Linked DNA regions of Homo sapiens: region 1 is linked to region 2. Evidence: read pairs that join two places in POLR2A ChIA-PET (ENCODE). Cell type or tissue: GM12878. All regions are shown on one strand.

The links. ChIA-PET counts read pairs that join two places held together with the same protein. Peaks named below come from ENCODE experiments on the same cell type or tissue, not always from the same donor. Only the 100,000 strongest peaks of a DNase experiment are listed, where the experiment ranks them.
Region 1: POLR2A ChIA-PET joins it to region 2 with 5 read pairs; 3 of 35 experiments call an interaction of 5 or more read pairs at or near these places.

What each region holds. Positions count from the first base shown.
Region 1 is chr22:40,517,593-40,521,592 of GRCh38, forward strand. All of the region lies in intron 3 of MRTFA (myocardin related transcription factor A), which reads right to left. Among named protein-coding and RNA genes, the nearest start is that of MRTFA-AS1, 2.2 kb to the right of the region's middle. In GM12878, no CTCF peak of the experiment used is centred here; a DNase peak (open chromatin) is centred at 2,184; H3K4me3 peaks cover 703 bases; H3K27ac peaks cover 1,312 bases.
Region 2 is chr22:40,916,895-40,920,894 of GRCh38, forward strand. The region is part of intron 7 of XPNPEP3 (X-prolyl aminopeptidase 3); the gene reads left to right. It also overlaps the pseudogene RNU6-379P. Among named protein-coding and RNA genes, the nearest start is that of RBX1, 32 kb to the right of the region's middle. In GM12878, no CTCF peak of the experiment used is centred here; no DNase peak of the experiment used is centred here.

The sequences.
Region 1 (4,000 bases), 400 kb before region 2:
ACGGTCTGCCACACTGCAATGTTGTGATTTATAATAAATATATATTTGGTCTTTGTCTTCACTCCTGGCACCGAGGTCCTAAAATTGGACCTTGAAATTTCCTAAGAATAACAAAGGTAAAAGGAGTCGTCTTTTGTTATTCATAACAGGTCCCTTTCAACCAAACCTGAGTTTATGTTAATGAGCTGACTTTGGAAAGCCCTTATGGATGAGGGCTGGCTGCCAGGGAAAACAATCATGTGTTAGAGGATTAGAACTTGCAGCCCCACCATACTCTGACTTCTGGGGATGCAAGAGGGGCTGGAGATTGACCTACTCATCAATGGCCAATGATGTCATTAATCATGCCTACATGATGAAGACTCCATAGAAACCAAAAAGGACAGGGTTTGGAGAGCTTCCAGACTGATAAACCCAGATGGTGCTCTGGGGGTCGTATGCCCAGAGAAGGCATGGGAGCATCACATAACCCCCTCATAGCTCACCCTATGCTTCTCTCCCATTTGGCTGTTCCTGAGTTTTATCCTTTATAATAAATTGACAAATTTAAGTAAAGGGCCTTCATAAGTTCTGTGAGTCGTTCTAGCAAATGATCCAACCTGAGGAGAGGCTTGTGGAAACCTCTGATTTGTAGCCAACTCAGACAGAAGTTGTGGATAACCTGAGGACCCACCACTATCGATCGGCATCTGAAGTTCAGGGAAATCTTGTGGGCCTGAGCCCTTAACCTGTGGGGGTCTGCACTAACTCCAGGGAATTAATGTCATAATTGAGTTAAATTGTAGAATATCCAGTTGGTGACCAGATGGTTGGAGAATTGGTTGTTGGTGAGGGAAAAAAAAAAACAAAACCTACACATCTGATGTCATCAGAGGTGGAGTGTTGAAAGGAGTAGTAGAGTACAGAAAAAAACAAAACAGGCCAGGCACGGTGGCTCACGCCTGTAATGCCAGCACTTTGGGAGGCCGAGGTGGGCGGATCACAAAGTCAGAAGATCGAGATCATCCTGGCTAACAAGGTGAAACCCCGTCTCTACTAAAAATACAAAAAAAATTAGCTGGGTGTGGTGGCGGGCACCTGTAGTCCCGGCTTCTCAGGAAGCTGAGGAAGGAGAATGGCGTGAACCCAGGATGCGTAGGTTGCAGTGAGCCAAGATCATGCCACTGCACTCCAGCCTGGGCGACAGAGTGAGACTCTGTCTCCAAAAAAAAAAAAAAAAAAAAAAAAAACCAGTGTCTGTCTTTCCTCTTCATGCACTGTAAACTCTAAGTGTTAGCTATTATCATTTTAAATATATTTATTTTTGCTGGAATTCTTACAAAATCCACTTAGAATTCGATATTCTAGACATATGTCTCTTTTATGTTTTCGTGATTTTTGTTTTGGAGGCTTTTGGTGGTGGTGGTGGTGGTTTTGTTTTTGGGGTTTTTTTTTTTTGAAGCAGGGTCTCACTCTGTTGCCCAAGCCAGAGTGTAGTGGCAGGATCTTGGCTCACCGCAACCTCTGCCTCCCGGTCTCAAGGGATGCTCCTGCATGATCTCTTTTAATAAAGTTAGTCTAATCTGTGCTTAAGGGAAACAATAAAAAAGATGTGTCCACCTGTGAGGCAGAATTTTAAATGGAAAACTACCCCTGAGTTTAGGCTTGGTGGGACCCGAAAAATGAGTGAGGATGGGTACATGGCGTAGAAGGAAATTTGAGGATAAAACTCAGGGCCACCTATAGAGATGGTCCTTCTCACTTAGAGACTACCCTCTAGAACTCTTCTCAAACCTTGGAGGGTTTTGTGTAATATTTCATTTAGTCAGCTCACTTCTTGGAAAGAGATCAGGGTTGAGAGATGAAGGCGATGTTGTTTTAGCGTTACCTACCAGTGCTGCCCTCTCTTCTCATGCTTGCTTACTTCCTTCAGGAGTCATTTTAACTCCAACCTCCTTGTGTCCAAACTGGCTCAAAGCACTCCAAAGTGGAGGTGAAAGGCAATCACGCTGATTTGTTATACCCAATTTGAGACATTTTTCTGTTGTACATAAAAGCAAAAAAGAAATAAAAGCAATAGAATGTTCCATAAACTTAAAAAAAATGTTATAACAATCACACCCACTCATGGGTTCTGAAAAGCACAATAATGGAGTCAGGCTAGTACAAACGCCTAAGAGCAAAGTCTGAGTGAAAGTGATCAATCTAGTTTCACTTTGGAAACTGGATAGAAACTAGCAACGGAAGTCAGACTCTATGAGGTAATTTTTGCAATAGTTGTTGGCCTTATAATTAATAAGAGATAAGATAATTTTAACCTAAAGGTCATTTTAAGCTTACAACAACTAGAGATAATTTTATTATAAGTTTTAAAAACTAACTTTATTGAACTTCAATTCAGACACAATAAACTTCACCTAGTGTACAATTCAAAGCGTTCTGACAATTGCATATGCCTGTATAACCACGACAATAAAGAGATATATTTTCATCCCTAGGGTTTTCTTGTGTCCCTTTGTATTCAATTTCTCCTTCCACTTCCAGCCCCAGGCAATCACTGATCTGCTGTCACTCTAGAGAAACCTGAATTTTTTTCCTCACACAATTTAAAAAATTGAGATACAATTCACATACTATAAAATTCAACCATTCAAAGTGCATAATTCCATAGTTTATCGCAACTAATTCCAGAACATTTTCATTGCCCCAAAAATAAACCCTGTATCCATCAGCAGTCACTCTCCATTTCCTGTTCTGGACATTTCATTTAAATGGAATCACACAATATGTGGCCTTTTATGTCTATGTCCTTTCATTTGGAAAATGTTTTTAAGGTTCATCATTTTTTTTTTTAAGACGAGTCTCGTTCTGTCACCCAGGCTAGAGTGCAAGTGGCTTGATCCCCGTTCACTGCAACCTCCATCTCCCAGGTTCAAGCGACTGTTGTGCCTCAGCCTCCCGAGTAGCTGAGACTATAGGCACATGCCACCAGCCTGGCTAATTTTTCTGTATTTTTAGTAGACATAGGTTTCGCCATGTTGCCCAGGCTGGTCTCAAACTCCTGGGCTCAAGCGATCCACCTGCCTTGGCCTCCCAAAGTACTGGGATTATAGGCATAAGCCACCACACAAGGCCAAGGTTCATTCATTTTATAACATATATCAACAGTGATTTCTTTTTATGAGTGAATAATATTCCATTGTATGGATATACCATATTTTGTTTATTCATCAACTGAAAGACATGTGGGTTGTTTCCACTTTTTAGCTATTTTGAAAAAGCTGCTATGAACATTTGTCTGTGTAAAAATACACAGACAAATGTTTTCAGTTTTCTAGGATATATATCTAGAAGTAGAATTGCTAGGTCACAGGATCTATGTTTAACTTTTTGAAAAGCTGCCAAATTGTAGTTTTTAAACTTTTCATTCTGAGATAATTATAGATTCACATAATAAGAAATAATAAACAGCTCATGTATAAACTTTTCATTCTGAGATAATTATAGATTCACATAATAAATAATACAAAGAGCTCATGTATCCTTTACTCAGTTCCCTCCAATGATAACATCTTGCAAAACTACAGTACAATATTACAACCAGAATACTGGCACTGTTAGTCAACATACACATTTCCATCACCCTGAGGATCCCTCATGTTGACCTTTTATAGCCACATCTACTTTCAGCCCCACACCATCCACAGGCCCTGACAATATGAAGAACCAATCTGTGCTTCATATCTATAATTTTGTCATTTCAAGAATGTTATATAAATAGAATCATACAATAGGTAACATTTTAGGATTGGCTTTTTTCACTCAGAGTAATTCTCAAGAGTCATTCAGGGTGTTTTATTTCTAAAACGTTTAAAGTTTGCCCCTTTTTAAAAGTTGCTGAGCAGTATCCCACAGCCTGAATTAATTAATTAATTAATTAATTATGAGACAGAGTCTCACTCTGTCACCCAGGCTGGAATGCAGGGGTGCAATCTTGGCTCACTGCAACCTCTGCCTCCTG
Region 2 (4,000 bases):
GGCAGCATAGTGAAACCTGGTCTTTACAAAAAAATTAGCCAGGCGTGGTGGCACATGCCTGTAGTCCCAGCTACTCAAGAGGCTGAGGTGGGAGAATTGCTTGAGCCCAGGAGACAGAGGTTGCAGTGAGCCAAGATTGCACCATTGCAATCCAGCCTGGGTGACAGAGCCAGACCCTGTCGCAAAAAAAAAGAAAAAGAAAAAAACCCCACAATGACCAAGCATAGTGGCATGCACCTATAGTCTCAGCTACTCAGGAGGCTGAGGCAGGAGGATCACTTGAGTCCAAGAGTTCTAAGCTGCAGTCCACTATGTTGATCAGGTGTCTGCAACCAGTTAGAGGTTTTTGCACATTACCTAAGGAGGGCTGAACTGGCCCAGGTCAGAAACAGAGCAGGTCACAACTCTCATACTGATCAGTAATGGGAACAAGCTTGTGAATAGCCAGTACACACCAGCCTGGGCAACAGAGCAAGACCCCATCTGTAAAAAAAGGAAACAATTTAATTAAAATTTTTAAAAAACACAAGGAATAGGGAGTGACTGCTAACAGATACAAGATTTGGGAGGAGATGGTAATGAAAATTTTCTAGAATTAGTAGTGGTGATGATTGTACAACATTGTGAATATACTTAAAACCACTGAATTGTACACTTTTTTAAGTGAAGGAATTTTATGATAAGTGAATTATATATCAATAAAAATGATAAATTCGGTCAGGCATTATGGTTCATCCTGTAATCCCAGCACTTTGGGAGGCCAAGGCGAGCAGATGACTTGAGCCCAGGAGTTCCAGACCAGCCTGGGCAACATGGCAAAACCCAATCTCTACAAAAAAACATTAAAAGTGCTTCCTTCAGCAGCACATATACTAAAATTGGAACAATACAGAAATTAGCATGGCCCCTGTGCAAGGATGACATGCAAATTTGTGAAGCATTCCATATATAATCATGAAAGAAAAAAATAGCTGGATATGGTGTCACAGGCCTGTAGTCCCAGCTACTAGAGAGACTAAAGTGGGAGGATCACCTGAGCCCAGGAAGTTGAGGCTGCAGTGAGCTGTGACTGCACTACTACACTCCAGCCTAGGCAGCAGAGTGAGACTCTGTCTAAAAAAAAAAAAAAAAAAAATCTGTAAATAACAGTACACACAAATAAAAAAAATCACAATTAACTGACTATAAACTGATATGGCTAGCATGGTGGCTCACACTGGTAATCCCAGTGTTTTGGGAGGCTGACGCAGGAGGATCAGTTGAGGCCAGGAGTTCAAAACCAGTCTGGGCAACACAGCAAGACCTCTATATCTACAAAAAATACAAAAAATTGGCCAACTATGGTGGCGCACACCTGTAATCCCAGCTACTTAGGATGCTGAGGTGGCAAAATCACTTGACCCCTGAAATTTTTGGTTACGGTGAACTATGATCACATCACTGTGCTCTAGCCTAGGTAACAGAGCAAGGCCCTGTCTCCAAAATAAAAAAGTTAGGCCAGGTGCAGTGGCTCACGCCTGTAATCCCAGCACTTTGGGAGGCCAAGGCAGGTGGATCACCTGAGGTCAGGAGTTTGAGACCAGCCTAGCCAACATGGTGAAACCCTGTCTCTACTAAAAACACACACACACACACAGAAATCAGCTGGGCATGGTGGTGGGTGCCTGCAGTCCCAGCTACTCAGGTGGCTGAGGTAGGAGAATCACTTGAACCCGGGAGGTGGAGGTCGCAGTGAGCCGAGATCACACCACTGTACTCCAGCCTGGGCAACAGAACGAGACTCCATCTCAAAAAAAAAAGTTAGGACGAGGGATATTTGTTGGTAAGATTGTCATTATTCTGGGACCTATAGAAGGGTATTCTGGGATAGTCTGCCAAGTTTTGGTGGGTTTTTTTTTTGTTGTTGTTGTTGTTTTATCTGACTGGTATTCACCTTATAATAATTTTTTTTTCTTTTTTTTTTTTTGAGACACAGTCTTGCTCTGTCGCCCAGGCTGGAGTGCAGTGGCGCAATCTTGGCTCACTGCAACCTCCGGCTCCCAGGTTCAAGCAGTTCTCCTGCCTCAGCCTCCCAAGTAGCTGGGACTACAGGCAGATGCCACCCCGCCTGGCTAATTTTTGTATTTTTAATACAGCCACTGAATAATTTCTTAAGGTTTATGTTTGATTGATTTGTTTGGCTTTTTATATCTGTGTTTTGTTTTACAATTAAAAATTTTTTAAATTTTTAAATGACAATTTTAAAGCTGAAAAGTACATTAACTGAAACAGGAAATTCACCAGGTAGACTTAACTGTAGATTGGAGACAGCAGAAGTTTGCAAACTTGAAGATAAATAGAAATTATCCAGCTGGAAGAATAGAAGTACATTGTAAAAAGGCCAGGTGCAGTGGCTCACACCTGTAATCCCAGCACTTTGGGAGGCCAAGGCGAGTGGATCACTTGAGGTCATGAGTTCGAGACCAGTCTAACCAACATGGTGAAACCCCGTCCATACTAAAATAACAAAAATTAGCTGGGTGTGGTGGCAGGTGCCTGTAATCTCAGCTACTTGGTTGGCTGAGGCAGAGAGCGATCCTCACATCTCAACCTCCCAAGTAGCTGGGATTATAGGCACGTGCCACCATGCCTGGCTAATATTTTGTTTTTTTGTAGAGACACGGTTTCGCTATGTTGCCCAGGCTGGTCTGCAACTCCTGGGCTCAAACGATTCTCTTGCCTTGGCCTGCCAAAACACTGGAATTACAGGCATGAGCCACTATGCCCAGCCAAATTCTAGGTATTTAAGAGAAATGAAAACATTTCTCAACAAAAAGGGTTGCACAAGGACATTCATAACAGCATTTATTCACAATAGTATAACAACCAAAATGTCCATCAACAGGAGAATGAATATGCAAATTGTGGTCTGTTCATACAATGGAATACCACTCAGTAATAAAAAAGAACATTTTAATTACTGATCGAATGTTTTTTGTTACTGATTGAAGCACCACCATGGATGTACTGCATAGACAACCTTCTACCCTCACTGAGCATAGATTATGTTCAGTGAAGGAAGCCAGACACAAAAGAGTATATATTATATGATTCCATTTATATGATGTTCTAGATTTGGCAAACTAAGGTCAAAATAATCACAATAGCATTTGCCTCGGAAAGTAGGGATATTGATTAGAAATGGACATGTGGGCCAGGCGTGGTGACTCATGCCTGTAATCCTAGGACTTTGGGAGGCCAAGGTAGGTGGATCACCTGAGGTCAGGAGTTCAAGACCAGCCTGGCCAACATGGCAGAAACCCATCTCTACTCAAAATACAAAAATTAGCTGGGCGTGGTGGTGGGCGCCTATAATCCCAGCTACTTGGGAGGCCGAGGCAGGAGAATCGCTTGAACCCGGTGGGGGCAGAGGTTGCAGTGAGCCGAGATCGCACCACTTCACTCCAGCCTGGGTGAAAGAGCGAAACTCCATCTCAAAAAAAGAAAAAAAGAAATGAACATGAGGAGGCTTTCAGGGGAGATGGAAATGGTCTGTATAAGGCTTGAGTCCAAAATCTATAGGGCAGACTTCAGTCCAAACTCAGGCAGGGTTTATATTATAGTCTTGAGGCAGAATTCCTTCTCCAGTATACCAAAGCAGTTGTGGCATTTGTGTTTATGTATTGTGGGTTACCTTTTGGTTTGTGTTTCAGCCAGCTAGGCAACAAACTGTTAGAACTTTTCTGACCCCTTCAGCGGCAACGTTGAATCCAGAGTCTCTGATTAGTGGACCCATATCAGTAAAGTTGCCTGATGCAACTGTGTTCCTTCTACCATTATCCCACACCATAAATATTCATTCCCACCCACATTCCCAGATTTTTGTCTTTCGGAAATTGGAAACCTCATGCAGTTCTTTTTTTGTTTTGTTTTTTTGAGACGGAGTTTCACTCTTGTTGCCCAGGCTGGAGTGCAATGGCGCAATCTCGGCTCACCACAACCTTCGCCTCCCAGTTTCAAG